Regions from separate parts of the Homo sapiens genome. Here region 1 is linked to region 2. Evidence: chromatin contacts called from ENCODE Hi-C or POLR2A ChIA-PET data. All regions are on one chromosome and are shown on one strand. The core of a region is the stretch at or near the end of the contact, and the rest is flanking DNA. Distances in the headings are between cores, read along the strand shown.

Region 1 (2,700 bases), core at 163-2,662, 2.2 Mb before region 2:
GGGTCTGAGTGAGGAGGAATTGAGTGCTCAGTAGATCAGGGTGTGATCACCTCCCTCTGTCCACTTGGGGTGGAGAAAGGCCCTGCTTGGCTCTGTGTGCCTCGCTGGTGTGTCCCGTGTGTTCTTGGTGGAATCATTTCTTTGGACTATGAATTCATTTCTGATACAGTGGGGATCAGACCCTCCCACTCTAGGAAATTTTGCCCCAGTGGTTTGCTGGGCCCACGGCAGCAGGTTTGGGCCCCTGGAGACTTGGCCTGGGACCCCGTGGTGACCTCCTAGGCCACCTTGGCAAAGTACTGAATTGCTGTTAACTATCTGTGTGGTCATGGTGGCAAAAACCGGAAGTATCGTCTTTTTTTTTCTTTTTCTAGGATCTTGGTGATGAACTCTTATTTGCCAAGCCAAATATCTTCTGCCACTTTGCTCAAGGGATTGGCGATCCCAAATATGTTCCTGTAACCGACATGGCTCCTCTGAACAAGCTCCTCGTGGACGTCCTGGACAGCTACAATGAAGTTAATGCAGTCATGAATTTGGTGAGCAGGCTGGAGCTGATAGCAAGGGCACGGGACCTGGACCGGGTCACCCTCTCCGGTTGCATTATCGACATCCGAGTGGCATTGTGTGGGGCTGCGTGGCACACAGTGCACACCTCAGCATGTGCAGAGTCCGTGCTGGTGACAGAGGTGATTCCAGGTGCTACAAGATGTTGTGGGATCTCTCCGGTTTCTGCAGGTGCTGTTTGAGGACGCCGTGGCTCACATCTGCAGGATTAATCGCATCCTGGAGTCTCCCCGGGGGAATGCCCTGCTGGTGGGGGTGGGCGGCAGTGGCAAACAGAGCCTCTCCCGCCTGGCAGCGTACATCAGCGGGCTTGACGTGTTTCAGATCACCCTCAAGAAGGGCTACGGGATCCCCGACCTCAAGGTGAGAGCTTACTGTTCAATAGGCTGCCTTTCAGGGTAGGGTCAGGGAGTAAAGAAAAACTTCACTCCCTTTTCCAAAATGAAGCCAGCGAGTACAGGGAATCCGAGCATCACCAATAGTCCTTATCCAAAGGGTCTTTATCTTAGAAAGCAGAGGCCAGAAAACCTTCCAGCCAGCGTGCGTGCCCGTGTGACTGAGGTGAAGAGTGTGAAACCTTCCAGCCCGTGTGACTGAGGTGAAGGGTCTGAAACCTTCCAGCCAGTGTGCATGTCCATGTGACTGAGGTGAAGCGTGTGAAACCTTCCAGCCCATGTGACTGAGGTGAAGGGTCTGAAACCTTTCGGCCCGTGTGACTGAGGTGAAGCGTGTGAAACCTCCCGGCCCATGTGACTGAGGTGAAGGGTGTGAAATCTTCCGGCCCGCATGACTGAGGTGAAGAGAGTGAAACCTTCCGGCCAGTGTGTGTGCCCGGGTGACTGAGGTGAAGAGTGTGAAACCCTCCAGCCCGCGTGACTGAGGTAAAGGGTGTGAAATCTGGCCAGTGTGACTGAGGTGAAGGGTGTGAAACCTTCCAGCCAGTGTGCGTGTCCGTGTGACTGAGGTGAAGAGTGTGTCTGTCAACTACTCGATGGACACAAGTCCACAGAATCAACCCAGATCACAGAGGCAGAGAGGTTGGATCCCTGCCCTTGGTCACTGAGTGTTCCAAATTGTTACCTATTCTCTCCAGACTACAGAATTCAGAGCCATGACTGGGTGTCTAACTGCATGCCTGAGATGCTGAATGGCTGCTTTTGGAATGAATGAAATAAACATTAGACTAAACATAAGGTCTCCCATGCCCAACACACACTGCTGAGGGTTTTTATTGATTTCTTGTTCCTGAAAATCTGCTCTCCCAGGCAACTGCGTGCCATTAGTTCAGAAGGAATCATCGTGCTTGAGATTAGACCTGAAATCGATTGGGCCGTCCTACACGGCCATGCCTTCTCTGTGTGCTGGGGCCGCTGTTGTGGGGCCAGGACGATGCCAGACCCAAGGGGGAACCTAAGGGGACCCTCCCGCAGTACGTGGCCCTCAGACAGTCGCTGGGCTGGTGGCTTTAGCAGGCAGACCTGGAGCCAGTGATGCTGGGAGCAGTGGGAGGTGTCTGCAGGCAGAGACCCTGGAGGGGCAGTGCAGGCTGTGCCAGGGACGGCCAACCTCTGGGAGAGCCTCCAGTTTCTGGCTGGCTGTTCTCTGCCTTCCCAGCAGATTCTACTCCATGTATAAAGGGGCCGGCCTGCTCTTTTTTGAACTCCTCAGATGGGCACTCCTGAACACAGCCCTGTCCTCTGGACCCATGAGCGGTAGTGTGTCATGGGTTCTCAGCGCATCTGATGGAGTTAGTTCACATTGGTATCTGCGGCCACTCAAGTGTCATTTGAACCTGGAGCCGTATGGTTTTACTGAGCTTTCTCCATTGAAGTCTCTAGTCTATTAACTAAATCACGTTGGTTTACGTTCATGACGGCATCGTTTCCTTGCTCTGCGTCCCTGCGGGGATTTTCTCCCTGATCCTTCCTGTTGGGGCTGATTGTGGGTGCTCAGCCTCAGCCTCAGCCTCAGCGGTACTATTTTATTCATCAGCTGCTGTGGCTCTGTGATCTGGGCTGTGGAATTTCACTGTCCCTGCACCCATCACAAATCAGCTTTGCTATCACTGTCATTTCTTTTTTTTTTTTTTTTTTTTTTGAGACAGAGTCTCACTCTGTCGCCCAGGCTGGAGTG
Region 2 (2,897 bases), core at 396-2,895:
AGCCATTCTGAGAAAAACTAGCTAACAAGGTCAAGACAGACCCCTCTACTTGTCCTCTGTGACTAGATGAAAACAGAGAGCCAAAGGCAAGGGCACCAAGTGTTAAAAATCCCAAAAATGCACCTAGAGTCCACAACAGCTCTCCTGGGGAACAATGTTTTAAGATCCCTATCGCTGAGCCCTGCCCCTCCTCCCCCAGCAGGGCTAATAGGTAACTAGGGGGGTAGGGTACAGGAGAGATGTCCTGGGCCTCAAGAAAGCAGAGTACCCCATGGCCAGGAGGGCAAAAGCTTGGGCCTGGGCTAGAATGAAAAAGAAAGCAAATCCAGACCCCGGACCACTTCTCTGTGTGCTGGGCTGGTGGAGCTCAACACAGAGATTAAAGACACATTCCTGGCCTTATCTTGGGTCAAAATCTGTGTGTCCTCCTGGCTTGGGGGATGTATGTCCTTCCAACTTCCCAGTCCCCTTGGGCTTCGGAAGGTTGAACAGATCTTTGTGGGTAGAGCCCGGCTTCCTGAGCCAGGGTGGATTCATGCCTTTCCTGTTCCCTGTAGCGCTGGGTGTGTGTGTGTGTGGAGGGGGAGGGGGGAAACCACTCAACAGCACGAGGGGGTCCCCATAAACACAAGCACCCCCATCGCCCTCCCTGGGCCCTTCGCGCGGGCTTCCCAGTGCCCCAGACGTCCGGGCATCACCCTCTCCCCCTCCCCATCCCCTGGCTCTGGGGTCCCCCAGCTCCTGAGCCCCTCGCCAGGCCCCCGGCCCTCTCCCCCTCCCCCCAACTTTGGCGCCGCTTCCCCCCAGGGACCAGTGCCGGGCACCAGTCCCGAGGCCAAGCAGCAGCAGCCCGGGAGGCGGGCCTCAAAGTTGGAGGCGCCAGCGCCGGCCCGGGAGCCGCTCTTTCCTGGAAGACATTTTGGCTCTTTGTTTACATTCGCGGCGCGGCGCTCCCCGGCAACATGGCTGTCACCGCCGCGCTGACAGCGGCCCCGGCCCGCGCCCCTGCCCGCCGCCGCTTACCATCTGGTGGTGGTGGTGGCTGTTGGGAATGTTGGTTTCTTGGAAGAACGTGCTCAGCGCGGTCTGCGGACAAACAGGGCAGTGACACGGCGGGCCAGGCGGAGTCAGGAAACGCAGCGGCTGGGCCCCCCACCGGCTCTCCCCGCCTCCGCGCCCGGCCCGCGGCCCCCGACCCTCGGCTGCCCCACGTGCAGAGGGGAGCCGGTCCCGGCCCCGGTCCCGCGTAAGACCCGCTCGCGGGCGCCGATCGCCTTCCGGGCCGACAACAGGAGCGCTCCCCGCCCCCGCCGCCGCCCGGCGTCCCCGACCCCCGCGGCCCGGCCCCGCGGCGGCCAGGCTCGCACCTCGAACTGCCAGTGGGCCGCCTGCAGCAACTGCTTCGCCTGGTCGGCCGCGCAGCCCGCGGCCAGCACGAACTGGTTGATCATGACCTGGTGCCGCAGCTCGTCCATGTTCACCGACATGGCGCGGCGCGGCGCGGGGCCCGGCGTCTCCGGCCGGACGCAGACGCGGGGCTGCGCGGGCGCGGGAGGCCGGCCGCCCGGGGCTCCGGGGCTCGCGCTCACCGCTGCTGCCGCCGCTCCGCCGCCCGCTCCGCCGCCGCCCGCCCGGCGAATGTTGTGGTTCGACTCCCGCGGCCCGGCCGACACCACAAACAACAGCGCGGGGCGGGGCTGGGCCGGCCCAACGTTCGGGGACTGCCGCTGATTGGCCGGGGCGCCGCTCCGCCAGCGCCCGGCTCCCGTAAGGACGTTCGATTCGAATCCTGCGGCCTGTGGGGCCCTCACTGTTTCTCTTTTCGCCCGGCCGCGCCCATTGGCGGAGCTCGGCGCCGTGGGGCTCCCCAGCATTGGCCGGCCGCTGTGTTTTGGCTCATCCGGCCTCGTGGTTGGTCACGGCCGGGCGTTCGGGGCGGGGCCGCGCACTCTGATTGGCCTCCGGTGGTCCTGTTTGAACTCAACTTGAAAACCCGGAGTGCCTGCTGATTGGCCGAGGGCCCTCTGTTTGCTGTTGTAGGCTTGGGGGTGGTGCGGCCAAGTTCATTCATTACTTCATTGAAACAGAACATGCTCAGCTGGAAAAGCAAGACAGAGTGGCTTTGACTCATTTCCTCTGAAAGATGTGGTCATCTCGAGAAACAGAATGATCAAAATAGAAAACAGAGCCTTTGCAGCTGCTCAAGTCTCAAAAGCATGTAATTTTTAAAAATAACTTTCAAGCAGTCCAATTTAAAAAAATCTTTTATTGAAATATAACGTACATTAGGAAAGTGCGATGTCGCAGGTACAGCTTCCAGACTTTTCACCAAGTGAACACCCAGATCAATTAACAGAACGTTACTTGCACCCTAGGAACCCGCGTCCTGCCCTCTTCTAATCACTACCCACCGCAAGGATCGAGCAGTATTTTCTCAGTTTTTAGACCAAAGACTTTGCTCTCTGAAGATGGAAGCCAAGATTTATGTACAATAAATACGATATGCAAGGAAATATGCAAGGAAAAAAGTGAGACTTTCTCAGTGGCCAAAATGCCAAGTCAAGAATTTTTTCTTGTTAAATCGGTTGACCTAACTGAAGCTTTAATTTTCTTTTTTTTTTTTTCTCTTGCTTGTCACGAAAGCTAAGATGAAGCTTTAATTTCTACCATCTTTTAAAAAAACAACGGGTGGCAGTAGGGGTGGAGTCTGGGGTTGGGATGGCTTACACCTATAATCCCAGCACTTTGGGAGGCCGAGACAGGAGGATAACTTGAGGCCGGGAGTTCAACACCAGCTTGGGCAACATAGCACAGACTCCATCTCTACCAAATAAAAACAAACAATAACAAACAGTGAGTGTTTCTACAGAGATACTGTTTCTCAGTGGTAGCCCTTT

The links. A loop is a pair of places that touch in the nucleus more often than their neighbours do. ChIA-PET counts read pairs that join two places held with the same protein, here RNA polymerase II (POLR2A). Pooled maps may share reads with other maps.
Region 1: a pooled map shows a loop between it and region 2 (2.2-fold over the local background). The contact joins the enhancer-like site here to the promoter of UBALD2 in region 2. A Hi-C loop is called at or near these places in 1 of 50 pooled maps. POLR2A ChIA-PET finds 5 or more read pairs at or near these places in 2 of 52 experiments (B cell and H1).

What each region holds. Positions count from the first base shown.
Region 1 is chr17:78,473,508-78,476,207 of GRCh38, reverse strand. It overlaps DNAH17 (dynein axonemal heavy chain 17), which reads left to right. Exons shown (of 81, transcript NM_173628.4): 53 at 375-539; 54 at 739-930. Among named protein-coding and RNA genes, the nearest start is that of DNAH17-AS1, 10 kb to the left of the region's middle. RefSeq lists enhancers at 606-665, 1,216-1,265. Within about 2 kb of position 1,412, at least 4 of the 41 ENCODE cell types and tissues checked have a DNase peak (open chromatin) inside an H3K27ac peak, as active enhancers do.
Region 2 is chr17:76,264,096-76,266,992 of GRCh38, reverse strand. UBALD2 (UBA like domain containing 2) reads right to left here and starts at 1,645. Exons shown (of 3, transcript NM_182565.4): 1 at 1,368-1,645; 2 at 1,024-1,086. The coding sequence starts at 1,487. LOC105371896 (a long non-coding RNA gene) reads left to right here and starts at 1,912. Exons shown (of 6, transcript XR_007065913.1): 1 at 1,912-2,897. RefSeq lists enhancers at 833-932, 2,193-2,242 and silencers at 1,103-1,242, 1,543-1,842.